3 separate regions of the Mus musculus genome follow, and regions 1 and 3 are each linked to region 2. The links are chromatin loops, found by intact Hi-C in ENCODE. Cell type or tissue: left cerebral cortex. All regions are shown on one strand. Each heading gives the region's core, and the rest is flanking DNA. Links, peaks and the distances in the headings are about the cores only.

What was found. Peaks named below come from ENCODE experiments on the same cell type or tissue, not always from the same donor. Only the 100,000 strongest peaks of a DNase experiment are listed, where the experiment ranks them.
Region 1: it touches region 2 in a loop (4-fold over the local background); 4 of 42 quality-filtered maps call a loop at or near these places.
Region 3: a loop joins it to region 2, with 2.9 times the contacts of the local background. A loop is called at or near these places in 2 of 42 quality-filtered maps.

Annotation. Positions count from the first base shown.
Region 1 is chrX:95,353,543-95,363,489 of GRCm38, reverse strand. No RefSeq gene overlaps it. Among named protein-coding and RNA genes, the nearest start is that of Amer1, 86 kb to the left of the region's middle. In left cerebral cortex, for the core only: a CTCF peak has its summit at 4,239; a DNase peak (open chromatin) is centred at 4,241.
Region 2 is chrX:95,021,067-95,031,013 of GRCm38, reverse strand. It overlaps Spin4 (spindlin family, member 4), which reads left to right and starts at 4,332. Exons shown (of 1, transcript NM_178753.4): 1 at 4,332-8,507. The coding sequence starts at 4,820. The coding sequence ends at 5,569. In left cerebral cortex, for the core only: no CTCF peak of the experiment used is centred there; DNase peaks (open chromatin) are centred at 4,344, 4,558, 4,837 and 5,288; H3K4me3 peaks cover 1,633 bases; H3K27ac peaks cover 868 bases.
Region 3 is chrX:95,188,187-95,198,133 of GRCm38, reverse strand. It overlaps a transcript of Arhgef9 not described here. Among named protein-coding and RNA genes, the nearest start is that of Arhgef9, 27 kb to the right of the region's middle. In left cerebral cortex, for the core only: no CTCF peak of the experiment used is centred there; a DNase peak (open chromatin) is centred at 4,862.

The sequences.
Region 1 (9,947 bases), core at 2,692-5,191, 330 kb before region 2:
AGCAGAGGGGTCAATACTTGGCCTCACATTTTGATGTGATTGACTAATACAGAGCAGTGCTGTTTCTAGAAAGAAGTGAAAAGTAAACATATATTTTTCTTTTACTCTTTAATTTATTTTATTTTTTATTTTGAGATTATAACATTATTTCCCTTTTCTCCCTCCAAGCCCTCCCATATATCCCCTTGATTGCTTTAAAATTTATGGGTTAAATTTTTATTAATTGTTATTGAATGCATATATGAATATATACAAGTGTATTCATAACTATAACTTGTTCAGTCTGTACAATCTTACTTGTATATTTTTATTTAAAAAGCTGCTTCTGACAGAGAAATGTACTTTTCTGTCATGTGGCTTTTTCATTTTTTAATGGCATTCTATCTTATTTAACCTTTTGATTAAAAAGCTATCTTTTAGATTTTATAACAAGTAATTTTAAATTTTAGTACATCTTTAAAAATTAATGCATGGGACCGTGTAAGGCAGCCTGTTTTCTGGTCGAACTAGGTTTAAACCCAGGAGACCCAGCAGGTATTCCTTCAAGGGAAGGAAGGCCACTTGCCACTCTCACAGACAGTAGGCTCCTCCCAGACACTGGTCCTCCTGCAAGATCACCCTTCTCCTCAGCTTCTTTCAGCCTTCACTAATTCAACTACAGGGATCAGCTGCTTCCGTCCATTGGTTGGGTGCAAATATCTGCATCTGACTCTTTCAGCTGCTTGTTGGGTCTTTTGGAGGGCAGTCATGCTAGGTCCCTTCTTGTGAGCGCTCCATAGCCTCAGTAATAGTGTCAGGCCTTGAGACCTCCCCTTGAGCTGGATCCCACTTTGGGCCTGATGCTGGACCTTCTTTTCCTCAGGCTCCTCTCCATTTCCATCCATGTAATTCTTTCGGACAAGAATAATTATGGATCAGAGATGTGACTGTGGCAACACCTTCCTTCTCTTGATGTCCTGTCTTCCTGCTGGAGGTGGGCTCTATAAGTTCCCTCTCCCTACTGTCTGGCATTTCATCTAAGGTCCCTCCCTTTGAGTCCTGGGAATCTCTCACCTCCCAGGTCTCTGGTGCATTGGGGGGTGGGGGGATCCCCTAAACCTCCTATTTGCTGAGGTTACCTGTTTGCATTTTTTCTGCTGGCCCTCAGGGCCTCAGTCCTTTTCCCTCACTCAATACCACATAAGATTTCCCTCTCCCCCCCAAGACCCCCAGATACCCCATCCTCTTTTCCTCCCAGGTCCTTCCCTCTCTCCCCACTTGTGAATGCTTTCTTCTCTCTCCCAAGTGGGATTGAGGCATCCTCATTTGGGCACTTCAACTTGATGAACTTTTTGAGTTCTGTGGACTTGATTTTGAGTATTCTGTGCCATTCTTTTTTTTTTTTTTTTTTTTTTGCTAATATCCACTTATTAGTGAGTATATACCATACATGTCCTTTTGGGTATGAGTTAGCTCATTCAAGATTTTCTAGTTCCATCCATTTGCCTACAAAATTCAGGATGTCCTCATTCTTAATAGCTGACTAGTACTCCATTGTATAAATGAACCACATTTTTCTGTATCCATTCTTCTGTCATGGGACATCTAGGTTGTTTTCAGCTTCTGCCCTGGGGCAGGCTGGACACAGGACACCATGTTAACACACATTAATGAATGTCAACTATGTCTTAACTTTTAGAAGATGTATATAGTAAAAGGAGATATATACATATAAAAGAGCTGGTAACAATTAGTATCATCACACAGAAAAACCATATAAAAACCCTCTATTGATGTTCACTTCTAAAACAAAATATAGAATGTCTGGTTTTGTAGGCTAAATCTTAGATCTCTTACAAATTCAGGAAATTATATATATATATATATATATATATATATATATATATATATATATATATATCAGTAAGGACATGTCAGAGTTTTGGCATTAATAACTGATCCAACTCATAGAAGCCCTTTATTTGCTACTCTGTGCAGGCTAGTTTTTGTGTCAACTTGATACATGCTAAAGTCATTTTGAGAGAGAGAACCTTAGTTCTACCACTAGATTAGCTTGTTGGAAAGTCTCTGGTGATGGGCATGAAAATGCCTAGATTATTGTGGGTGGTGCCACCTCTGAACTGGTGGTCCTGATGCTATAAGAAAGCAGAATGAGCAAGCTAGGAGCAAGCTAGTAAGCATCATTCCTCCAAGGCCTCTCCATTTGCTTCTGCCTTGAGGTTTCTGCCTTGAGTTCTTGCCCTAATTTCCCCAGATGTGAACTGTCACCTCTAAGTATAAGATGAAATAAGCTCTTTCTTCTCCAAGTTGATTTTTGGCCACAGTGTTTTGTCATATTCATAGAAGCCCTAATACATTTAGACATAAGTTTAATTTAATACAATTTTGATAAAAATTTTATGGGAGTAAAATTTTACATAGCATAACACTTTCCAATGTAGCCATTTTAAGTTTATAGTTTACTTGCATTTATATATATTTATAATGTTGTAAACATGTCACTAAACATTCTTAGAACTATTATATCATTCAAAGTGAAAACTTTACTCCCATAAAATGATTTCCCTTTTACCTTAGACCATAGATTTTGGTAGTATTTTTTAAATTTTTATTATTTCTTTGAGAGTTTGAACTATGTGTTTTGATCATATTCATCCAGCCAATTCTCCCCAAACTTACCAGTCCTTATTTTCAAAAATCCTTCAAGACCAATTTGTGGTACCCAAATATTCTTCCATGTATGGTCTTCTCTAGAAGTGGCTGACTTACAAGTGGCTACACTCTCAGAGAAAACTGTTTATCCTTTCCACAAGCTAAGTGTTGTGAATGGCTCCAGAAGATGCTGTTTTCTTGTCATTTAGACTCTCAAGCTCTTATACTATTTTGCCGGTCTTCTGAAATGATCCCTAAGCCTTGGGCAGATAGGTCACGGTATATAGAGTTCCTTTAGGGTTGGGATTTGTGTTGTGGGCTGTTATTGTCTTTACATTAACAAGTTGTGGCTCTCCTAGTTAATCATTGATCCAGGCGTGTTGAGTAACATGGCTTTAAAAGGCAGTGCTCTGTGGGTTCCCTGGTCTCTTGGGTCAAAACTGGAGTCTGAATTATTCCTCACATCTTAGAACTCATCAGTTCAGGAACTGAGATTGCGTCACTTGCCTTTGTTGTATCACTGAAGGTTTATAGAAATCAACTCTGTCCTAACCACTACTTTGACTTCTTTCATGATAACAAGGCACTTAAGTAGATTATTTAAGTAAGTATTTATCTCTTTGTAACATCTCTGTGAGGTATTTATGATTATTTAGTTTTTTACTAATGATATGACTTTATTTAAAAGTAAATGAACTTCTTAAAACTATTGAGCCATCGGTGTCAGAGGAGAAATATCAACCCACATATGTCCATAGGTTCCAAAAAGCATTTAGTTCCTCTAGAATTAAATTAACTCAGACCTATGTGTATGTGTAAACACCAAATAAATGACACCAAAATTTGTGCCAAAAGAATTTGTGGAGTAGTTAGGATTTTCTAGTCTAAGGTAATTCAAGGAGACATTTTATGAAAGTGGTGTCATTCAGGTATCCTGTATTTATGTAGAATTGTTTTATTATTTATAAAGAACTCTCACATATGACCTTTTGTGATATTTTCACTCTATCTCTATTGGAAGCCTAAAACGTAATATGCCTCAAGGGGAAGTGACTAACCCAAGATCATAAAGTAAATAAATCACCAAGACAGAGTAGTATACAATCTAGGTTTCCTGTCTTCTCGTTCAGTGCTTTCATCATTAAGAAACACTCAAAAGCCGGGTATGGTGGTGTATTCCTGTGAGTTTAGACCCTGGGAGGTAGATACAAGGATATAAAGAGTTTAGGTCTACACTGAAGTACATACTTAGCTCAAGGATATTCTAGAATATGTGAGAATTATATATCAAAAAATAAAATCCCAACCCAACTAAACAAAAACACTTAGAGAAGAACAGGCAGAGTTTGGATTGAGGAGTTAAGAAGAATGAATAACCTGGATAAGAGCTTTAAAGAAGCCTGAAAACCGATGAAGGAATATCTGAGGGGTTGGCTGTAGTGAAAGGTTGAGGAAAAGTATGTCAGGAAGAAATATTAAACTGCCTTTCTTAGGGTCAGTGTGAGGTTTTACATGGAAGCTTAATAGTTTCTAGTGTCAAGTGGAACTTTAGATTCTGTGGCCTGCAGTTCCACAGTTATCCATTGGATAGCACTGCTGGGCTATTTTGAAACTATTGCAGTTAAAGGCTATGTGATAGGAAACTGCTCCAATCCATTCCTCGGACTTTAAGTAGATTATTCAAAGAGTTCCTTCCTTATCCTTGCCTACCTAATAGTCATTTTATTTTTCAGTCGCCCAAGATCTATTGAGCCCATTGAGCTTTTCTTTTCTCACAAGCCTTCCCCCCAAAAGAATAAAGTCACTTTGATGTGCCTCCTCCCTACCCCCATTGTAAGACACTCTTCATCTTTTTCTATACTGTATTTAAAAAATATGCAAACCTTACTCCTTCATTATGATAATTTTGTCATATCTATTCATAAGCCAATGCATCTTTACTTCCAATTACCCCCCCCCCTTTTTTTTTCTTAAAATGCTCAGGCTAGGTATTCTTATTCATGGAGTGAACTCTTTCTTCTACTCAGAAGATGCCCAAATTCATCCCAAGCATATACTTATTTGGGACCAAGCCACCTAAGTACAAAATAAATACAGCCTTTACAAGGATGCTGGGATAAAATGCAATGGAGGAGTTAAATACAAGCCTTTTGTCACTTGAGAAAAAGTAGAAGCAAAACACTGTGTGGGCCTCCTGGCTCTTTTAATATTGACATGGGGACCAGAATTGTAAATGTACTTTTGAAGGAGTAGACTATAGGTAAATCTTGTGGAGGAAGGTAAAAACCCTAAAAAAGACAGTAGAGACACAAAGTAAAGGTTTGAGAATGTTGAACAACTTAGATAATGGAAGTGGGGAATCCTCTGGCAAAATTAAGAGTTCCAGTTCAGCCAGGCTACCTGGATTCACTTTTAACACTCTAACCTCTTAGAAATAAAGCTTTGAATAATTTCTTGAGCATTTCCATGCCTCAATTTTTTTCATTTGTAAAATGGGAGAAAGTCTGAAATATCTGTTCACAGCTCTAAAAATCCACAATGCTTTGAAAAACCCCAATTTAATTTGGTCTTAATATCTGAAGTGGCATGATACTATAAGAGTCTATATTCCATTTAATGTGAATATTTATGTATGTTGCTACAGAAAATTAATGCATTCATTTATAGAACTTCCTGTAGATATTTCAGAACATTTATCATTTCCATCTAAAATTTTGAAAACATTCATTATGAAAAATCAATTCTGGAGTCTGGAGAAATGGTTCAACAGTTAAGAATTCATTCTTACACGGTGCACATAAACTCATGCAGGCACACACATATTCATAAAATAAACAATTTTTTTGAAAAAAACAACAAAACCCCAAATCTAATTTCTGGGGACTGTTTTGTTTTATGTTATTTAATTTTAATTATGATTAAATGAGTAAACATGTAAAATTAATTGAAGCCGTGGTTGGTTAATAAGATCTTTAAAATTCAGCAAGATTTATTTTAATTTTGGGAAGCTTATACAAGACTGCCAATTTAAGGGTTTATATTTTATAGGTAGGTATATAATTAAATTTTTGTAAAGGAAAAAATATATCACTTTAATGAAAGTAATATTAATGGTAGTGTGAGTGATGCTCAGTAAATATGGGGTGGAAGTTGTGGCCAAGTGTTAGGGAACCTTGTTATTAAGGTAGCAGTTCCCCATGACTAGATGGCTTTCTGAGCTCAGCACAAAATGGGGTACTCCCCTTAGCAGGGCTTCCTTGTTGTCTTAAGGTTTTCATTGCCATGAAGAGACACCATGAACAAGGCAACTCTTATAAAGGAGAACACTTAATTGGGGCTGGCTTACAGGTTCAGAGGTTCAGTCCATTATCATCAAGGCAGGAACTGCAGCTTTCAGCAGCCACAGTGACCCTGGAGGAGCTGAAACTTCTACCTCTTGTTCCAAAGGCAGCTCGGAGAAGATTGGCTCCCATGTGCTTGGGAGGAGGGTTTCAAAGCTCACCCTCACAGTGACAGACCTCCTCCAACAAGACCACACTTCCCAAAAGTGCCACTCCCTGGGTTATGCATATTCAAACCACCACACCTGTCTCTGTCTCTGTCTGGAGAGTGTCTTTGTCTGGAGAGTGTTCATAAACATAGTTGGCTGGCCTTGTCTGAAAAGTGACCTTGTACAGAGGCCTCTACAAGGCTGTATATGTCAGCACACAAATACTGCTCTGGCTTCCTGCCTACATGATAACTAGGTACTACTGTATTATAGCCAATCAGCCCCTCTTGCTCACTTGATGCTATGACCAATTATCCCTTTCCACCTATACTCCTAATAAGGCTCTTATATATTGTATCCCTGAAACAATAAAATAGTCTTGTTTCACTGCAGCAGTCTCCGGGGGTTCATTCCACCATACTCACAGTCCATCTGAACTCTGTTCTCCACTTCTCACTTTGTACTCTTAGGTTGGTGGCCAAAAGCTTCTGAGGAGAAAGGGGGGGGGGCACAGCTGAGACATGATATACAGGGAAAACAGATATATTTATAATAACTAGTATGGATGATAAACAATACCAGTAAAGATAAATGGGTGGTTTCACAGTATGATATGGAAAACCATGGGACAATAGAAACTAGTACCATTTCTAGATGCAAGGACAGTGTTGACAGCACTGCTAAAGGTAAATTTGCTCTTATTTGCTCCCCTCATTATACAATGAAAAAAAATAGAATCTAGAGAAAATACTTTCTCAGTGAATTAGTAGCAGAAGTTGGTCTAAACTTAAGGTTTACCACCCCTTTCCCTGTATTCTCAAATAGTTCCTGTACTTGAAATGCTGGAAAAGTCCTGGCTGAGTATTACAGTTCCCATGTTGGTTCTGTGGAGATGGTGCTGGAATGCCCTAAGCTCCCCTAGTTTATGTTCCTCTGCCTATATAGGGTCCCCTTTTCCACTTAAGAACCTGCAGTCACTTCCTGAACTTTACTAAATTAGATTTGGAATTTTGTTTATTGGCTCTTTATTGTGGAGAGGCAAAAGGTGGTCCAATCTTGATACCCTTTTATACTCTCTCATTTTCTTGGGAAATTTTAATGTGTTATGTCTATTCTCTATTGCCATACTTATCTAATGTCACAATTTTTCTTCTCAGGGCAAAAGTAAGCAAATTAGTTACGTTGTTATTGTTGTTGTTGTTGTTGTTGTTGTTGTTGTTACTATGTCCAAAATCCTGGCAAATAACTTAAGAGAGGAATTATTTATTTTGTTCATAGTATTTTGGAGGTCAGGGGAGAGGGTTTATTCAAACCTAGGAGAGATTGTAAAGGAAAATAGGCTACATCATAGCAGTTCAGGAATCAGTGAAAGGGCAATGTTCCCATTTAGCTGGATTTTTCTTTTCCTCCTTTATTGTATTTGCATTCCTAGCCTGTCTGATGGGGTTGCCTTATTCAGCTTCAGCATGGGTCTTTCCTTTAGTTAAGTCTCTCTACAAATTCTGTCTCTCTTTCTCTCTCTCTCTCCCTCTTTCATACACACACACACACACACACACACACACACACACACACGCACACACACACACACACAAATCAATAGCCAAGTCAACAATGAATTTAACCATTACTTCTGATAGGATCCTCTATCTGGAGATACTCTAAGTTTTCTTTCTTCAACTATTAAAGAAAAAGTTTAGCAAAACAAAAGACAATTCACATCTAAGTTAACAAGACAGAAAAGGATGTGGGGTAGGGAAGAGTATAGAGGGTAATTGTTGGACTTAGACATAGAAAGCTGGGAATAACTTGCTTCTGTCAGAAAGGCAATGACCAGTTACTATTCTAGTGAAATTATATGTACATGCCTTTGTCTAATAAAAGCAAGCTGAAAGGCTTGGAGGGAGACAAAAGAAGTTCTTAATTCCTCTAAAGAATTAATAAAAAAATCGTAAGTAAGTAATTTTGAAGAATACATAAGATATTTTCTTTAAAAACTATTGATAGTCTCCTTCCCATCCCTATTAACCACTCCTCCACTCCCTGAAGTCCCTTCCCACAGTCATGATTTTTGTTTTTTTTAATTTTGCATTTTAATTGGTTATTTTATTTATTTACATTTCAAATGTTATTCCCCTTCCCAGTTTCCCCTCCACAAGCTCCTTATCCCCCTCCTTCCCCCCCTGTCTCTATGAGGGTACTCCCCCACCCGCCCACCCACTCCTGTCTTAGCATCCTATCCTAGGTCATCAAGCCTCCACAGGACCAAGGGGGTCCCCTCCCAGTGATACCAGATAAGGCAATCTTCTGTAACATATCCAGCTGGAGCCATGGGTACACCCTGTATACTCTTTAGTCCATGGGAGCTTTGGGGGTCTGGTTGGTTGTTATTATTGTTCTTTCTATGAGCACCTACAATGCTTGACCTAACTTCCCCATGGGAGTCCCTGTGCTCAGTTCAATATTTGGCTGTGTACATCCACATCTGTACTGATCCAGCTCTGGTCTTATTAGACGCGTTCTCACGCCCGGCCAGGAAAGACACAACAGACCAGAATCTTCTGCGGCAAAACTTTATTGCTTACATCTTTGGGAGCCAGGAGGGCAAGCGCCCAGCGCCCAGCCCCAAAAACGAAAGCCCCTTCAATTACATCTTTAGGAGCCAGAGCTCCGGCGCGCGCGCTCTATTGTTTACATCTTTAGGCAGCGAGCGAGCGCAGGGCGCGCAGAGCCAGAGAGATGCCAGCGAGAGAGAATGGCGGAAACCCGTCCCCTTTTTTAGGAGCGTTATATTTCGCCTAGGACGCATCACTCCCTGATTGGCTGCAGCCCATGGCCGAGCTGACGTTCACGGGAAAGGTAGAGTACAAGTAGTCATAAAATACCCTTGGCTCATGCGCAGATCATTTGTTTACCACTTAGAACACAGGATGTCAGCGCCATCTTGTGACGGCGAATGTGGGGGCGGCTCCCAACATCTCCCCCTTTCCTTTTAATAAGAGCAAATAGGCCACCCAACTAATGAGAGTGGAGATAGAGGTCAAATCCCCAGTGTGTAGGTAAAGGAGCCATGTACAGGATTAGCTCTTAGGCTCACAGGCTTTTACCCAGAGCAACCCTGACCTGCTCCCGTGTCGTTTTTCCTGGGGGAAGGGAACTAGGACACTGAACCTTCATGAAAGATGACATGTCTCCCTAGAATAGGCTCATATATGCCGCAGAGCCTTTCTACTGCAGTGCTTAGCCGTGCAACTCTCTCGGGCTGCTGAAGCACACTCACTCTATCCCGTGCAATGAGACTAGCCTCGTGAGATGTAAGAGCTGAGTGGTCAGCGACCTATTGCCTAAGCATAGATATATCAGGGGAAGCTCCATGTTCTAGTCCTGCAAGCGCCTGGGCAATAACCACCTTGTCTCTCCTAGTTTGGGCCTTAAGCTTACAGACCAATCAAAGAAGCAACACTAATCCACAGCAAAGTGTATCTCCAAATAATATCAATCCCACCCATTCTTTAAAGAAAGAAAATGCTGAGGAGATCCAATTGGGTAATCCTTTGGTCAGGGACAGGTCCAAGCGCGTGGAGTTGACCTGAAGTCTCAATTCCCGAAGGATCTGTTCAAATTCAGCCGTCCAATTCTGTAACATATACTGAAAAAGACTTTTTGACAAATTAGCTGCCCTAGTAAATTTAACATACTGAATGGAAATAACACACAATCCCGGAAACTTTTGTTCACATCCCTGCTGAGTTATTTGTCATAATACATCTAGTTGTATCTGGACAAGATCTATGAGTTGATTAAC
Region 2 (9,947 bases), core at 3,849-6,348:
GGTAAGGCCCGATTGCTGAGGAAAACAAAAAATTGAACACAGAAAAATTGCACTGGTGCCCAAATAAAAGCTTCACCCTTACTGACTTGCATTCATGGTGCTGGAAGATACTTTGTATGCTATTGGAGAAGAAAAGTAATCAACAATAGCACCTAGTTCTAACCCCTGAGACCTACAACAGTGACTTTCCTGCAAGCCATCCTGGTGCAGTAGCAGTACAAATGTTATGGAAGTAACCAATCACCTTGTGATTGGATTTCAGGTCCACTTCATAAGATGAAAGCCATGACTGATGCTGCTAAAGTGGCCAAGAACCTGAGACTAAATAGATCATGAGCCCTAGGGTAAAACTCAATATTATTATTCTGCTGCAGGAACACAGCAATGCATCTGTCTTAGGGTTTTACTGCTGTGAACAGACACCAAGACCAAGGCAACTCTTATAAGGACAACATATATTTGGGGCTGGCTGTTTATAAGTTCAGAGGTTCAGTCCATTATCAAGGCGGGAATATGGCAGCATCTAGGCAGGCATGGTGAAGGCAGAGCTGAGAGTTCTACATCTTCATCTGAAGGCTACTAGTGGAAGACTGACTTCCAGGCAGCTAGAATGAGGGTCTTAAAGCCCACACCCACAGTGACACACCTACTCCAACAAGGCCACACCCTCTAATAGTGCCACTCTCAAGGCCGAGCATATACAGACCATCACATTCTACTCCCTGGCCCCTATAGGTTTGTTCAAACATGAGTCTATGGGGGCCATACCTAAACATAGCATAATGTAAAATACATTTAGTCCAACTTCAAAAGTCCCCATAGTCTATAACAGTTTCAACAATGTTAAAAGTCCAAAGTTCAAGTCTCTTCTGAGATTCATCCAATCACTTAACTGTAATCCCCAAGACAAGACAGGAAACCAGCTGGGCAAACTCCAATCTCTGCATCTCCATGTCTGATGTCAAAGCTCTCTTTAGATCTCCAACTCCTTTTTCATCTTTGTTGACTGCAACAAACAACTTCCTTCTGGGCTCCACTCCCTGTTAGCAGCTTTCCTCAGCATATAGCCCACGGCTCTGACATCTGGAATATCTTGGGGTCTCCAAGGCAACTTCAATGTTACAGCTTCTTGTTTCAATGTCTGGCATCTACACATGATCTTCTGGGCTCTTCCAAAGGGCTGACATCACTTCTCTGGTTCTGCCCTCTTTAGCATTCTAAGCTCAGGTTGATCCACTCCACTGATGCTTCTGTTCTTGGTGATCATCCCACGGTACTGGCATCTCCAATATGCTGGGGTCTTCCGCTGCATCTAGGTTTCACCAATAGCCTCTCATAGGCTCTCTCTTCGTGCCAAGCCTCAACTCCTTTACATGGAGCCTTCAGTCCTGAGCTGTTAACTACAACTGAGGCTGCACCTTCGCCAATATCCTTTCATGGCCTATCACTGTGCCAAGACTCAGCTGCTCTTCATGACCTTCATACCACCTGGGTGACTATTAAACATTACCAAGTACAGCTGCAGCAGGAGGTACAACCTTGACTATCTCTGGAACACAGCTTCTTTGTGCTCTCAGAAAACACTTCCCAGTACCAACTTCTGTCTTAGTTAGGGTTTTACTGCTGTGAAGACACCATGACCAAGGCAACTCTTATAAAGAACTTACTTATAAAGAGCTTACAGCTTCAGAGGTTCAGTCCATTATCATCAAGGTGAGAACATAGCAGACATGGTACAGGCAGAGTTGAGAGTTCTACATCTTCATCTGAGGGTCTTAAAGCCCATGCCCACAGTGACACACCTACTCCAACAAGGCCACACCCACTCCAACAGGGCCACACATTCTAATAGTGCTACTCCCTGGACCTAGTGTATACAAACCATCACAGCACCCATACATGATAATTAACACAAAGACCCACAACTGGACAATGTGCAGAAAATGAGAGATTTTAGTGTACTCTGTCCTAAGTGGCATGCCTTTATCAAACACTCTCCTCAAGGCTCAGGGGTCTATGAGGAAGATGTGGAAGAAAGACTGTAGCAACCAGAGATGGTAGATGATTTCAAAGAGATTGTGTCTTTAAGGTACAACAGGACTGATAGATGTATAGACTCACAGAACTATGATAGCACAAACAAGACCTGCTCAGGTTCAGACCTTGCAAAGTCTCAGCATTTAGAAGGAGAGATGGACATTAAATCCCATCCCTAACCAAGGAGTTACTTGCAATTGGTATCTGCTGAGAAATGGAAAATCAGTTTTCTCCAATAGAGTGTCACTGGGTATATAAATCATACTTCAAGACAGGCCAACATAAAAGAGACTCCATGTTTTTGTGTATGCTTTTTTTGTCTTATTGTTTTTGTTTGTTTGTTTTGATTTGTTTTTTTTTAGAGAGAGCATAATGTTGGGTTGGGGAAATATGATCCAATTATTCTATATTTAAAAAAAATGAATGGAACCACAACTTCAACTTTTGGATTTCAGGGAGGAAAACAAAAATAAAGACGAGTTCAATTAATCAATTCATATATGAAAAGGAGAGTTGTATTAGTTACTTTTTCTGCCTTAGACTATTTAGGATAAATGAGGAGCCATTGAAGGAATATTAAGAACAAACAGTGTGGGTTAACTGAAGTTCTCTGGGGGAAAAGCCACACATACGTTGAACTTTGTACATGGTTGATTAACTGACTCAGTTATGAGTATAATGGAGGAGTTCAGCTGTCGCAGTTCCAGAGTCACATTATCTTAAACTATCTTCACCCTCACCCCACCCAAAATGGTCATGTATTGTTCAACTCTGTGAGTGACCTAACCATTCTTCCGGCTATTAGGTAAGTTCTTTTGGAATGTGTGCACAGATCCTCGGCTTTCACTGGCCCAAAGGCAGGGAATGCTGTCAGATAGTATCTGAAGCCTACTGCAGAAGTTTCTCCGGTTTGCTATAACACGCCTACCCAAGGCTTCCCCTGATGCCTTTTAAAAGTTTCCTGATTTATAGTTCTCTTTGTTTTGCTGCTATAAAAATTTCATGAGGCCAGTTGGGTAAGAGGCTTATCTTACAAAGGAACTTGTGGCATAAACCTGTGGACTTGGGTTCAATCCATTGAATTCAAGTAAATGTGGAAGGAAAGAAGTTACTACACAATGTTATCTTCTGATTTCCACTTTTCCACTTCTGCCCCCTTCCAACATAGACACTTCATGCACACACAGGTTAATAATAAACAGCAGCGACAACACCAACAAAATTCCATGAAACTGTTACCACATTGGAACATAGAACTTGGGGTAACCTAAAGTTGTGGACCTTGGTCTTGGTCACTTATATTTGATTCTAGAATAAACCATCTTTTATTTTGAGATGAGAGCTGTGTTCTTTATGTTCACATATGGAACCATTAAAAATTGTGTTTCCAGCCTGGCATGGTGGCGCATGGTTTTAATCCCAGTACTTGGGAGGCAGAGAAGGGGGGGGGGGCATATCTCTGAGTTCGAGGCCAGCCTGGTATGTAGAGTGAGTTCCAGGACAGTCAGGGCTACCCAGGGAAACCCTGTCTCAAAAAACTGAAAAACAAATCATGTTTCCAGCATATTTAATCATGACAGAAACTACTCGTGATATAAGTGACAAAGTAAGCAAAAAAGGTATAGAAATATAAAAGTTGCTCTCAAATGCATAAGGTTATAGAAAGATATATTAATAAGAAATCAGCTTAATAAACATTTTGATGTTTGCCTGGTTTGTATGGCTAAAGTTAGTTTTGTTTTGCTTTGCTTTTTATTTCACTCAGTTTTAGAAAAGCAAATACCAGCATATTTTCCTTCCACTTAGAAAAACATACTAAAAATCGTTAGGACGAATGATCAGGTAGAAAATATAAAGGAGAGTTTAAGTTAACATGGTGGACTGTGCACGACTTTTCCCCAATCCCGCTTCAAATTTCTTAAAAAAGAAAGAAATTGTAGATTTGTTTATACAATTTCTCCCACCCCACGTATTTTTTTTTCTTTCTTTTTCACTTTTCTTTTCTTTTTCTGCTTGTGAGGAATTCCTGGAAGATAGAAAGCAGATGGAGCCTCAGTGAAGTATGCAGTTGGGCAGCAGACAGCCTGCAGGGGAGGAGGGGTGTTGTACTGTCTGGTTCTGGTGGGAATGAACCGGCTGGGGGGCCACGGGAGTAAAGGAGAGAGCCTGTGTCAGTGTGGCTGCCCCAGGAGCGGAAGGCAGGACGGAAGCGGGAGGGGTGGAGGAAAGGAGAGGGCGGGCTCAGAGGAGGAGGATTCCCTAAGCAACAAAAATCCCGGTTTCGCAGATTGGCCAAGCTGACAAGCGCTGCCAAGACCAGGCCGCGCAAAGCGCAAACTGCTGGGAGACGTGCTACTGCCTGCACTTTCGTGGCCGCGAAACATCCCTGTTATCTCCGGTCCAGGTTAACAGTCCACTTCTTCTCTGTTGCCGTTCTGCGACCGCAGCAGCGTTGACAACAGCTAAGTGGCGGATTCTGGCTGGGACGTGGGCTTGGGAGTCCGGGAAGGCGCCAGGGGCGGACAGAACGAACCCGGGAGCCCGCCATCTCTCTGGAGCCATCACTATTGCAGTCACCCCTCCCTGAAGGAGGAAAAAAGCACTAGTGAGCGGCACTCTCTGTCTCAGTTCCCAGTCAGTTAGCTCTTTTCTGACAAAATCTGAAAAGAGGACTGATACAGTCTCTCGGATCGCGAAAAATATCTGCCGTTGGACACTGCTGACTGTTAGTCAGCTTGTTAAGCAAAGAGCAGCTTTACTTTGGCCACCGAAGCCTCGAGCCATGTCTCCTCCGACTGTGCCTCCTACTGGGGTGGATGGTGTGTCCGCGTACCTGATGAAGAAAAGGCACACTCACAAGAAGCAGCGCCGTAAGCCCACTTTCCTCACTCATAGGAACATCGTGGGCTGCCGCATTCAACACGGCTGGAAAGAAGGCAATGAGCCCGTGGAGCAATGGAAAGGTACTGTGCTCGAGCAGGTCTCCGTGAAGCCCACTCTGTATATCATCAAATATGATGGCAAAGACAGTGTGTACGGACTGGAACTGCACAGAGATAAGAGAGTTTTAGCGCTGGAGATTCTTCCTGAGAGAGTTCCTTCTCCTCGCATTGACTCTCGCCTGGCCGATTCCCTGGTTGGGAAGGCAGTGGGACATGTGTTCGAAGGTGAGCATGGCAAGAAAGATGAGTGGAAGGGTATGGTGTTGGCGCGAGCCCCCATCATGGATACTTGGTTTTACATCACCTACGAGAAAGATCCGGTCCTCTATATGTACACCCTGCTGGACGACTACAAAGATGGTGACCTGCGTATCATTCCAGATTCCAACTACTACTTCCCTGCAGCTGAACAGGAGCCTGGGGAGGTGCTCGACAGCCTTGTGGGCAAGCAGGTGGAACACGCCAAAGACGACGGGTCCAAGAGAACTGGGATCTTTATTCATCAGGTGGTAGCCAAGCCATCTGTCTACTTCATTAAGTTTGATGATGATATTCACATTTATGTCTATGGCTTGGTGAAAACCCCGTAAGTTTATAGACCTCTTTGCGAAACGTGTGGAACTATCAGAGGATAAATATTTTATGTTCTCAAAATTAAGTTTTTCTGAGGTCAATTTTGAGGTCAAAAGTTCTGGACAGTGGCTAAATCTTATTGTGCCTCCATATCTTATATTGACTGTTTTCCAGTTCTGACTCAAGTATATGTTGGTACTTTTGTTCTTTGTTTTATAATTGAAATTTTAAATTGGCTGCTAAGAAAAAAAGAGAAGTGTTTGGATTCACCGAAACAACTCAAAAGTAGATAAACTGTGCAACGTGGCTTCTGCTCCCTTCCCCCTCTTTCTAATTCTTCCCCTTAGTTTGAGAATTTGGCATTTTTCTTGGGATGTTTTCCCTGCTCTCAAGCAGAAACTTCAATGTAACTTTTGTAAAACTGACTTCCATATGATATGGTTTTTGATAAATGGCACAGTCAGTCTCTGTCCGTCACTCTCATACTTCCTCTCACCAGTGTTCACAGTCCATACAGATGTGCCAAAAAGTATCCATTCTGGTATTGGTGGGCATTTATTTCCTTTTTTACTCATAATGATGTTTTATTGTATTAAGGTGCTCTTATTTCTATAGAAGTGTTATGTAGGTGTATATTTAGTTTTAAGAACTATTGCAAGGTTGCCATCCACTGGTCTTTGATGTTTGCAACGCTGACAGGTAGAACGTTCCATGGGTTCCTGATTATTTGATGTTTACCTGACTCAATGAGACTTATTTTTTTCTACTTGGGATATTTCTCTTTTTTTGTTTTGCTAATTCCTATTCTTTGTTTCTTGTCTATATATACATATATATATTCAGTTGATATTTTCCATGTAAAGTTATAGGAATTTCTACAATGAAAGTACATTTAATCTTTTTTATTTCATGTGTTAATGAACTTTATATTGTTATTAATCTTTATTGTTCACTTTACAATTTTAAAAACTTAATTTTATAATTTTTAAATGTTTATGTCTTTTATAAATTTTTAGTTTCCTATCTTCTTCAGACAGGTGTCCCTAACCTAGGTCATACCAATATTCACTTGGTTTTTCTTTTATAATCTTTATTATATTTAAATTTTTATCTACCTGAAATTCATTTTTGCATATGCTAATACATAGGGACTCAACTCTAAATATTTTGCATTACATATTCTACTGTAGAAATTACTTTTTAAAAAATCACTCTTTTTCAAATTTCTGAGTGAAAGTTAATTTTAAACATAATACCAGACCATGAGTTTCAGAAACTGGAATAACAAATTCCCTTTCAATAGTTGTTTTTCTTTCTTATTATAATTTATCCTCAACATTCATCCTTTCAAGAGAAAAAAAAACAATGCATTTTATTGATATTTTGAAAGGGTCTGATACTTATCAGAATTGCATCAATTTTCTGTATTCTTATATACAAGAATAAAATTAATAGTGATATTCTTACCACACAAGAGATTTGGTAGATCATTGAAATATTTTTATCTTGTTTTCATAACATTTTTTCATATAGGTCATTCATATCAAATGGAATTTATTTTTGCAGTTATCAAATTTTGTAATAAGTTGAATATTTTTCCATCTTATAAGTAACTTTTTATTTTTATCAATAAAGCAAATCTACAGATTTTATATTTTTATCTTTTATCCAATGAGTTTATTTAATCCTATATGTTACATTGGATGTTAAATTAGAAACTTGGATTTTCTTGATATATACAATCATTTTGTATGTAAATACAGATAATTTTATTTCTTCTAATGCTTATACTTATTAGTATAACATTAGCTGGATTTTCCAGAGCAGTGTTATGTGATGATGATGGCAGACATGCCTTTTTCTATTTCTAATTTTTATGAGAATGACTTTATTGTTTCATGTGTGACTTTGTTGTTGATTGTTGGTAAGTAGTTATTCATGTTTAGAAATTCCTTCTGTTCTTGTTTTTATATAGTATTACTATTAGAAATGTCTCCTTGATTTTATCAATGTCTTTTCAATATCCATTATTAAACATATAGTTTTTTTAATTTGTTGATGCATGATTTATTAGAAAGCTAGGTACTTAGTATTACAACAAACCTTTATTTCTGGAATAAATCCTACTTGGTTATGGTAAAATAGCCATTTATTATTTTGTCGTATTTTATTTACCAATAATGCACTTATACTTGATTTGCATTCCAAAGTAAAATTACAGTTTTAGATTACTCTTTGTATTTTTAATTGAATTAACAGACAACAGGTTGTGTCTTTTTTTCATAAGCTGTCTCTATGAAGCTTTGTCATTAAAATTCTATTAGCTTAAAAAATGACTGAGTAAAATAGCACTAGAAGTTTTTTTTTTTTTAAGTTACCTGAGACTAAGCTATAAAACATTGAAATCCTGGGAATGAATTTTATTAGGTATCTTTAATGCATTCCCTGATATTTTCTCAGTGGCAATTGGCTTTTTCAGACTTTTTGTTACTACAGAATATATATTTTTCTGTCATTTACAGAATATATATTCTCTGTCAATTACACACGAAGTTGAAAGCTGCTTATATTATAAAATTTGCTGATTATTTTTATGTGCTGTATGTCATTATGTATTAGCCCAGTTCAGAAAATGTAATAAATTCATCAGCTATAATGGTAGTATAATTATCTTTGTATTCTTTTATTTACTAGAAAAATGAGGAAAAAATTAAAAAAAATGAAAGATGTGAAAACATTTGTTTACCTCCCCTCCAAATTAGCAGATATCTATACTTTGACATGTTTACTTTAAATGCAGATTTATATTGCAATTGGTCAGTATTAATGGCTAATAAATTCATTTGCAACTACCACACCACCTCTTCTGCAGAGGCGAACACTGTCATGAATTTGGTGCTCATGTTTTATATATTTACTAAAAATAAATTATGTACAAATAAAACTATAACCAATAATAGTAGTGACTTTTGTGTTTTCTAATAATGTTCACATGAATGGCCAACTTTATTTTTATTTTTATTTTTTATGTATTTTTATTGGTTATTTTATTTATTTACATTTCTAATGTAATCACCTTCCCGGTATCAGTTTCCCCTGCACAAACCCACTATCCCACCCTCCTCCCCCCACTTCTATGAGGGTCCTCCCACACACACCCACCCACTCTCACTTCACCACCCTCCTATTCCCCTACACAGGGGGCATCAAGCCTACACCAGGCCAAGGGCCTTCCCTCCCATTGATGCCAGATAAAGCCATCCTCTGCTGCATATGAGGCTGGAGCCATGAGTCCCTCCAAGTGTACTCTTTGGTTGGTGGTTTAGTCCCTGGGAGCTCTGCGGGGGTCTGGTTGGTTGATATTGTTGTTCTTCCTATGGGGTTTCAAACCCCTTCAGCTCCTTCAGTCCTTTTTCTAACTCCTCCATTGCAGACCCTGTGCTCAGTCCAATGGATGGCTGTGAGCATCCACATCTGTATTGGCCAGGCTCTAGCAGAGCCTCTCAGGAGACAGCCATACTAGTCTCCTGTCAGCAAATGCTTCTTGGCATCAGCAATAGTGTCTGGGATTGGTGTCTGCAGATGGGATAGATCCCCAGGTGGGACAGTCTCTGGATGGCCTTTTCTTCAGTCTCTGCTCCACATTTTGTCCCTGCATTTCCTTTAAACAGGAACAATTCTGGGTTAAAATTTTTGAGATGAGTGGATGGCCCCACCCCTCAACTGGGGGGCCATGCCTAAGCTCTGGATATGGTTTTGATAGGTTCTTCCTCCACTTTGTTGGGTATTTCAGCTAATGTCACCCTCGTTGGGTCCTGGGAGCCTCTTGCTTTCCTGGCATCTGGGAATTTCTGGTAGCTATCCCCAGTTCCCCATCCCCCACTGCTACACCTCTGCTCAATTTCTTCTTTCATACATTCTATCCCAACTGTGGTCTCCCCTCCCTCCACTCCTCCCAGTCCCTTACTCCACCTCCCCTCGACCCCAGATCAACTCTTCCTCCATTTCTCTTCAGAAAAGATCAGGCCAGCCGGGCGTGGTGGCGCACGCCTAGCACTCGGGAGGCAGAGGCAGGCAGATTTCTAAGTTCGAGGCCAGCCTGGTCTACAAAGTGAGTTCCAGGACAGCCAGAGCAATACAGAGAAACCCTGTCTCGAAAAAAAAAAAAGAAAGAAAGAAAGAAAGAAAGAAAGAAAGAAAGAAAGAAAGAAAGAAAGAAAGGAAAAGAAAAGATCAGGCCTCCCAGGGATATTACCCGAACATGGCATATCATGTTGCAGTAAGACTAGGACCCTCCCCTTATATTAAGACTGGTTAAGGCAACTAGGAGTAAAATGATCCCAAAAGCAGGCAAAAGAGTCAGTGACACTCCCCACTCTCATTGCTAAAAGTCCC
Region 3 (9,947 bases), core at 3,573-6,072, 170 kb before region 2:
TAATTTCAATGAGCTGGCAGACAAGCTAACTGGCAGGGAAGGCCTATCCAAGACACTTAGCACAAATGAAAACCCAGGGGTGAGAACGTGAGGACATTGTGGAATCACTGATGAGTGGACTGCCAGACTTAGGAGGAAGTTGGTCTTTATCCAGGCCAAGCCCCCATTTCATTCAGGAGTCCCAGGCAAAGGACAATTGAACTTCTATTTGTATGCCTCCAATGCCTGGGATCACATCAAAGCTTTAGGCTTAGGCCAACTGTGTCTGGCCCAAATATTGACTTGGATAAAATGAATGGTTTACTAAGAAGAAGTAGAAAAAAAAAGTCTATGTGTATAACACACTCGTGGCACAAACCTCCAGGAACTTCTTTCTGATAGCACACTTTAAATTCTTTCTTTCTGCAGCTGTAACCTGTTTTTGCAATTCTAGTACTGCCCACTTTATCTGACAAGTCGGGGGCCCTGGAGTCTTATTTGTGTGTTTGTGTGAGACTTTCTTCAGTGTTCATGCATGTAACAGAGGGGGTTTCAATTAAAGCCCCATTGTGTTTGGCTCAGAGAGTTATTGGAAAGTTCATACAGAATAATAATGGGTGTGATTGGAGCTGACAACCTCAACTCTTAGCAGATGCTGAAGGGCAGGCCTGGGTTTCATTGCCCAGAAGTGGCACCATGAAAAATGGTCAGTTTCTGTTGATAAACATTTTTTTCTCTTATTCTCCGCCAAATAAGCAAGTGGAAAATCCATCCAACATTTAGACTAACTTCCATATTACTGAAGATAAAGGAAAAACAACTGGAATGGGAAGTGGGGGGGGGGTGTAGAGAGAATGAGAGAGAAAGAGACAGAGAGAGAGAGACAGAGAGAGAGAGAGAGAGAGAGAGAGAGAGAGAGAGAGAGAGAGAGAGAGAGAGAGCAGTGAGCAGCAGAAAGAGTTTGGAAAGCTGCTGCAGAGGAGAAAGTCGGAGCTTTAGTTTATACAGGCTCTTTCCTTATTTCAAAACTCCTTTTATTTTTCTGTACAATGAGGATAATAGTGGCTGCTTTTCCATGGTTATTCTGAGAAGTGAAAGTAATGCAGATGAAAGCGCAAAAGATTAGACACTAGAGAGAGGGCACCAGGAAAATATACAGAGGGAGGATTTGGGGAGCGAGGTATGGGAATTCACTGGCATTGTTTCAGTGGGCTAGGATCTTAATATTAAGAGACTGTCCCAACACCTTTTGCAACTTTTGGAGACTTTCCGCTGAGTCAACATAATTGGGAAGCCCCACCATAAATGGCATAGAAATCCAGAGCAGCAGGAGGGCAGGCAGGGGTGGCAGCTGCCTTACCCTTGGCAGAGGTTATTTCCCCTATATTCTCGCCTGCATCCAACCCCTCAATTTGCACGCCTTGGAGGAAGACAAAGGCAGCTCCCTGGGACCCCCTCCCCCAGTTGCGTGTTTCCTTCCTGTCAAGCCCCCTGGGAAGCTGCAGGGTGGAGAAGCATAGCCCGCACGCCGGCAAGAAACAACCAAACTGAAGGCTAGGTCAGGCTGAGGGGATTCGGCTGTAGCGCTGTGGAGGAGGGGAGGCGGAGTGGGCGCTGGGACTCTCGCTTCCTCCAGCCCAGCCCTCCCTCCCAGTCAGCCCGCGACAACCCGCACCAGCCACCCGGCCTCACAGAAGCTGGACTTCGTGGACACCATGCAGTGGATTAGAGGCGGAACGGGAATGGTGAGTGCACGTAGCTCTAGTTTTCCCTGCATGAGCCCTAATTCTTCAACCCAACCTCCAATCCCTCGAATTAACCTCCATACCAGGAGCCCCCATACCTCTGCCCACCGCCCTCACCACTGTCCTTCAGACACCAGTGAGCTTCCTGTAGCCATTTTAGGAGTCTTTGCTTGCTTGCCAGACCAGTAAAGACCCCTCCCATCCCCCCCCCCCCGGGCATCTCTGCCACCCTCCGAGACTGGGGTATGCTCAAGCTGGGGGCTAGATGAAGTGTCCAGGAACATCCCAGGTGTTACCTGGAATGTCAGCAAGGCAAGGGTTTGACATAGGGGCTCTTCTGTAAGCAGTAAAGCTCCCAGGATGCAAGCAAGCTGGCAAGGGGTTGAGGGGAAACAGCCACAAAGACCAGGATGGTAAAGAGCCTTATAGGAGAGCTGCATGGCCTCCTTAAGTAGGTTGTGCGTACCTGACACCCCTAGCCAGCTCCAGGGACCAGAGCCACCCAGGTGGAAGCAATCTGGGAAAGCCCTGCAGAGCTTTCCTTGCCTAGGATGCTCTCACCCTGTCCACATTTAGGGCTTTGTCAAGGAGAGATGGCTACAGAAACCCTCATTCTCTAAAAGGGAATTCAACTAGCAGACTCCCATCAATGCAAAAGGAGTGTGTGCTTTTCTTTGTCCGTGTGAGTGTGTGTTTAGTATCATTTTCAATTCATTTTATGCCATAGTGATCCCTTTTATACCTGGAGACCTTGAAATGACTTCCCTTTGCAGAGAGGAAGTGGTGGCTGAATCTTCATGCTTCTCTGAAGCAGCCAGGGACAGTCCAAGCCTGGTTAGGGGTATTGGGGAGTGGAAGGCCACAATGACTTTGTATTCAGTACTGACAAGGGGTACTGGAGGGCAGTTACTTGGGTTGGGTCAGCAGGCACTGATGCCCGTGTCAGCACATACTTCTGCACTGCCACCCACAATCTGCAGCAAAAGCAAAAGAGCCTGAAGCAATTGGGCAGACATTGATATTTAGCTCCTCTTTTGTTCCCCTTCTAAAAGGAAAGAGAATCTGGTGTAGATTAGGAATGTATTCAGAGGAACCCCCCTTTTCCCTTCCTCGGGCTCTCCATTTCTGTAGTTCTTAAAGGCATCTAGTTTATATCGTTAAATACAAGGGCTTACCTAGTTCCTTTCCCCAGAACTCTCTCTTACCCCGAGGACCCACAAGGCTAAATCAAATGTTTGTGGAACCAGTAAAAGTTAGAGCAGGTAAAGACATTAGAGTGCTTGGAGTCCAGCCAACACACCAGAGGACACAGAGAATGGGACAGATTTGCTCAAGGCCACAAACTCTTTGTAGGTAGATTTGAGTCTCCTGGCTCTCCTTCACTGTCCTTCCTTAGTATTCCATAAATCATCATTTCAGATGGGGCTAAGAAAGGCAGAAAAGAATGAATTGGGAAAAGACCTTCAGTAGGAACAAATGCTGTAACGTTTACCCGAAAAATCCCAGCTTCAGTCATTTGTGGCAGCTGGGTCTGGGTGAGAGTTCTCTCCTCGTGCAAATATATTGACTTGTCAATTTGACTGAGTTGAAAACAGATTAAATTAATGGAGAATTTGAACTTTTCTCAGTTTTAAGAGAAGCCATGCAAGTGACTGTTCTGTGATTAAAACAAACAAGCAAACCAAAAAACATTGCCCTAGCCACTTGCTAGAATTTACAGGGATAACATACTTTTAGTGGGGGGGCGGCGGGGGGGGGGGGCGGCAGAAAACCTTGTCTTTGCCACAGTGTTCACTGTTTGTTGGGAATATGTTGAGTCTCAGATTTCTCTCCCTTAAATTTAGATTATTAATGCCCATCAACATTCCTTACAGTAAATGTTGGATATAAGTTTACTAGTAAGCCAACATCTCCTGGGCGTGGAACCTGCCCTAGAGTAATGGTTGATATAACCAGCGACTCTCTATTGAAAAAAAAATGGAGTTTTTCTTTCCCAGCAGGTGTCAACCCAACCACAGATACCTTCTTAGTCAGAGACTCTGTCCAAGTCCCCATCTCAGTGCTGGGATTTTGTCTAGTTTGAACCTGTGCAGGCTTTATTGTTGTTGTTGTTATTTGTTTGTTTGTTTGTTTGTTTTTTACTGTTTTTACATTCATTTTTGTGGGTTTTATTGGGGGGAGAAACATGAAGTTGGGTGGGTAGGGAGTTGGGGAGTATCTGAGGAGTTGGGGCAAGAATATGATAAAAATGTTATTGTATGAAAAAAATTAAGTAAAAATGTTAACTAATAAGGATTATGAGGGAGAAATAGGGAATTAGATATAGTCACCATTTTGTAATACAGCTCTTTCATTTACACTACACATTGAATTTTTTAGCACATTTGACAGTTATAAATTAATTCAAATGTTACCACGTAAACTCATAAAATATTATTTAAGATTTCTATGGAAATTACCATCTTAATAGATGCAGGATGTTTAACTGTGAGTTCACATTGGTTGATAAATTGTTCACTATACTTATTTATAATTTCTGCTTGAAATGACAGTTGTCACTGAAATAAGAATTACGTCTAGAATGGGAAGAATGTTCTTCTTAGAGTCATAAGTCTAAGGTTGAGGGGCCTGATTTTTATACTTTCCTTACTATTCTCAGCTGTGAATAGCAGTACACTTACCTTTTAGGTGTTATTGTAGACATTGATTTAATTAAAAAATGTTAGGCTGTCTACTATGAATTTGCATGGATGTGTTACAGAGGAAAAGGAGAAGTGAACAAAAACAAATTACAAATTAACTCTTAGGAAGCTCATAATCTAGTGGAATGGTGGGGAATAATAAACCTGTCACACAAAATATTTAATATGGCAAGACATGTTAAGAGCTAAGAAAACAGAGAAACAGAAAACAGAGGTAAGAATGGTATGATATATTAGTTAAAACCTTTCTAGTTAAGGGATATGTACGCAGAAACATGAAAGAAATGAAGGCACTTAGGGTCCACTTGCATGTTTAGAAGAAGACACTAGACTGCCTAGAACTAGATTCTGAGCCAAAGCCTGATGCTACAGATGATAGTGAAAAAATGAGCATGATCTTGTTCTTCTTTGCTTCCAGTGACAAAAGTCTTCCTGTGAAACCAAGTGGAGGATGAGATTCTTCACTGAGATAAGCAATGCAAAATGGAGTAGTGAGCAGCCTTTGGAGAAGGGGTAGAGAAGGAAGATGACAGCAGAGCCTGAGCTTGAGCCTGACTGTTGAGTCTGATGTTTGGACAGTCTTGAGTTGTAGCTCTCCAGGAGGGACTTGGTGATCTCCATGTTGAACTGAGAGGAGACTGGGAAGCACTGTGACAGTTAAGGTTCTGGTGGGAGAAATGATGAATTTTTAAATGGTGTGCACGCTGAATCTTTTCCTTTGCTACGTTTCTTAACCTAGAACAGACCCAAATGTCAGAATGGAAATGATGAGCCTAAGATTCAGGGTCAGGATATAATTAAATACCAGATGAGAACTGTTCTAAAAGATTTAATACAGACTACATGCTATGGACAGAACATGCAGGCACATTGTAAAGAGGTGGGGGGGCGGGGATGACTATGAATGGATGCTGATGAATGGGGTCTTTTGTAGCAGTTGGGAGAAATTATTTATTCATGCCTCTTGGGCCATTTGTGTGGGTTCTATCTGGAAAGAGTTCAAGATGTCAGCTCACTATTTTAGGCAGCAATATTTGTAACATCACTTGTCCTGGTTCAGACTAGCCATTTAAAGTGAGTTTCCTCAAGGAGCCATTAGAAGAAGTTAGGGTCTAACTATTTACTTAAGAAATCACAAATCACTGGTTTATTATCTTCAAGCTTGAAGCAGTTAGGATCCTATCTGCTAGAGAGTGGGAAATTTTGTTTCTTTTTTCTTTTTCTTTTCTTTTCTCTTCTTTTCTTTTCTTTCTTTCTTTCCTTCCTTCCTTTTTTTTTTTTTTTGACCTTTTTGCTCTAATCCCAGAACTGACATATCAGCAAAGCCAAATAATAGACAACAGAGTGAAGACTTCTTGCCTTCTGGAACTGTTTCAGAACTGGGAAGTAGTGAATTAGCATATGGTGACCTGGTTGGCATTGCTGATCTGTCTTATAGTGGTAGAACTATGCAGCATAAAATGTTTGAGCAGACTTCTGGAGAGGGAGGAGTTAATACTGGTAGGAGTTTGAAGGCAGAACTAACATCACTTGGGGAGCCAATCAGTCCTTGACAGTAGGAAACAGGTGTTGGTATGGATGGTACCATTTACCATTTCTGGGAGCTTAATGGCCTGTGATCTGGATAATACCAATCACAGAACTAAAAAACCAAAACAAACAAAACAAAATTAAACAAAAAAACCAAGAGATGTGCTATAGGAGCTGAGAGTCCAAGTCTTTCCTGTGAGACTTCCTAAGAGATATTAATCCAGTACATGTGGAAATGTAAGGGAGGATTGTCATGAGAGATCACAGCAGAAGAGTGGTGGCTATTTGGGCAAAGGAATCACATCCAAGTGAGATTTTGAGTGGCTTAGACTCAGTAAAGGCAAATGCAAGATTCTTTTGGGGTTAAGGGTTGGCTTTAAGACAGAGGTATATGAGTAAAATGACAGTGAATACACCCCAGTTCAGTATAACTCAAAGCTAAGTGATGACCCAGTAATAGTTGAACAGGTCTTCCTGTAGAAACAGGTCTAACTTGAACTCTAGGAACAGAGTAGGGTCCTGTAGGTTGGCAAAGGAAACAGAAGGGAGAGCTTATGAAAGTGTTTCAGAACTCAGAAAGGTAGCAGATAAAGTCTTGACTACTTCCTGGGGTCTAGGGATGTCTGTGGAAGGGTTTTACTTAGTTTCTCCAGAAGAGTACACAGATCTCCAAGAGCCTCCTACAAATAGGGTGTTTGAGCTTCTTCTGGGTGGGATAGTTTTAAGTATGTTCAGGTAATTGCACAGTGATAGGCCTTGTAGCTTGACCGTAGTTGGAGACATTAGGACTTGATAGGATCCAATCCAGATATCTTTGAATGGCTTTCTATTTTGTGGGAGGGTTTTTAGGGTAGATTCAATCTCCAGGGTTAATGTGAAGAGATTATTTCTTAGAGGTAGATTCAGTCTTGCACTGTGCTTATATGGTACTCAGTGACAACCCTAATTGCTTACCTCAGTGATAATATATTGAGATAGATAATGAGTATGTGAATATATTAAAAAGGAAGGGCAGACCATAAAGGACTTTTAAGGAGCTGAGGTGAATTATAGAATTGGGAGCCATGTGGAATCACAAAAGTGCACTTGGGAGAAGACTGGGCTAGACAATTGAGTGTTGAGTACAAGCTTAGAGAGATCTAAGGGTTAACTTAGCCTTTTCTGCATTTCCAGAAGATTAATGGTGCCAAACTACATAATGCTTAATTTTAAGTGCTTCAGTCACTTCCTGAGGTATACTAGAAATGAAAGGCAGACCATTATTAGACTATAGGACCCTGAGGAGCTCAAACTGAGGAATACTGTTTTACAAGGTCAGTGGTTACCTTCCAGGCCTTCTCTGTTTTAGTGGGGAATTCCTCTGTCTAATGATGATATCCAAGGAAACTAGTAGGTATTTTAGTCCTTTGTATGGGTGAAGGACATCATGGAGAGCCAAACAGCTGGGCACTGAGAGGGCGACCAAGTCTGTATGTTAATATTTCCAATGATTCTTTCACTCATGTACATATGGAGAGAAGGGTTTAGTGAGATCAGGGAGAACCAGCAAGAATATACATGCATACTTTAGGATATTTAGGGTTCCTGCCATTTCAGGGATGCACTCTTTTGACTCTTCCTCTGATCCATTTTAGGCCTCATAAAGCTTTATAATCAAACTGGGGAAGCCAGTTCTACAAGACTTCGCCATGATCAAGAAGGTCCTCAGTTGTTGTTTGATGACAGGATTCCCCAGAGCTAAAACATTATCATTATGATATTTAGAAAAGCTCCTTGGACTCTGGGCTAATAAAGTTCTGGGAACTAGACCCTTCTTTCTTTTAATGTTTTTATTTATTCTTTGATAATTTAATACACTATTTCTTTTCAGTTGAGTCTTTGGGGGCTTTTTATATCTACAAAAGGCTGACTTTGAAAAAGTTAGGATTGTATTTTGACTTGAAGTAGGTTAGTCTTCATGGTTGATTAATAAATCATCTGCATACTGAGGGAGGTTACTCCTAGGAGGAAATTTAAGAGAGGACAAGTCTTTTGGCTAGGGCCTGTCCAAAGAAGTAGGGGCTATCTTAACAGTTCTGAGGTAAGACAGTCCTGGAGTAGAAAGATTCTGCCACTCAAATAGGAAAGCAAATAGGAAATAAGAGTATGGGTGGATAAGAATAAAACAGAAAACATTCTTTTAGTCTAACACTGAGGACAAGGAAGTGCTGGAGGGTATTTGTCCCAAGAAAGTATTACGGTTGTGAACTGTGGCCTCTTAAGTCCTAGAGCACTCTGTAGAATCTGACTGACTTTTTTACTGCCAAGACATGTGTGGTGTGGAGTTACAGGGTCTCAATAGCTTAGTAAGTAGGAATTTATCAACGAAAAAAATATAAACCTTTTAGTGTGTGTGTGTATGCCCCAGGCTTTAAAGAATATTGGAGCCTTTGAGAAAATTGTTAAGAGTCTGTGATGGTTAATCTCAATTAGCAACATGAAATCTAGAGTCACCTGGAAGTGATGCCTCTTTGGTCATACCTGTGGGAGATTATCTTGATTAAGTAAATTGAGGGAAAAAGACCTCCCCACTGTGAATGGCACCATTCCCTGGGCTAGGATCTTTAGTGAGCACCTAAGAATGGACATATACTTTTAGGTGAAATTTGTTGAGTTATATAGGTGTCTATTGTAAAGACTATAGGATGGCTTTTGAGTTTCCAGGTAGCTTTGGGCCATGATGAGACAGGAAACTGTTGTGTCACACAACCAGGAAACCTATTGTTTCTGGAAACAGGCCTTCCAGGTAACTAGGCCATAAATCGAGAGGGCTTCAAATTGGATAAGACCACACCCACCCCCTCTGCTGCTTGTGTGAGCACTGTCACATACTTACGAAGCCTGTAGGTCTCACATGTCATGTTCCACAGGTCACATATTAAACAGGCATATTGTTTTACAGAAGTCTCCATCTGACTGTTTACCCAAGAATGCATTAGAGCTTTGCAGATACATGTTTCTAGTTCAAATCACAGGGCACTTAGAGTCATTGAACCTTATTTGGTAATGTAAAAGAACTGTTTCCTACTTCCTTGTGATGCAACAACTTGCCTTTCTGACCTCCTCATAAGTGACCTGCAAAGAAGATAGCTTGCTTTGTCATACTTCTGGCATTGATAAGACTCTTGTCTGAAGGACAATCTGATGCTGCATTTCTCTTTTTATCCTCTGTTCCTCCTCTCTGCAACCTAAGAGTGACTTGTTGATGCAAGTGCCATAAGAGCCTCTAGAGTCCAAAGAGATTTAAATGGACCTGAGACTTAGGTATACATCTACATATAAGGAGGACAGCACAGCTAGATAGGATCAGAAAGGAATGGACATGGAGATCTGTGTCTACATGCAGTTTTAACAGGGTAAAATCTGAGGTACTTGAGACTTGCCATCATGAGGAGGGCTGGAGATCTGAAGGTTGAACCTCAGAGGAGTTGAATTGGGATGAAAAAAATAGTGTGGTAGCTAATAGAAAAATAATCTTTTTCCTTGACACATCTAACATTACTTGAAGGTCTTCCACAGGAATGGAGAATATGGGACCTTGTATATAGTCTCAGGGCCTCATCAGTCCTGAAAGGTAGGGGGACTTCATTGGGTTCCTCATAGTCCATGAACAGAGTTAGGACCATTTGTAATTTTTAAGGTTTGACTAGAGCCTGAGCCCCTTGGATTTAGACTGTCTTTCTCTCATTAAGGAGCATGGAATATTTCACCCTCCAGTGTGCCCTTATTTTGCAAATTGGATATGATCCCAGGGAAAGCCTATAGCCTATTACAGAGTAGAGAAATTTGCTTTTTATTTTTGGCCTTTTTATTTCTAACCCTTTTGTCTCTATATCAAGCAATTTTGTCATCTAATTTCAGAACTTCCAGACTATTTCAGGTATAATGGTCAACTTAGATATACTTGTGTCCAAATCTTAGACTAAAGATTAAGCCAAATTTAGCCCACAAG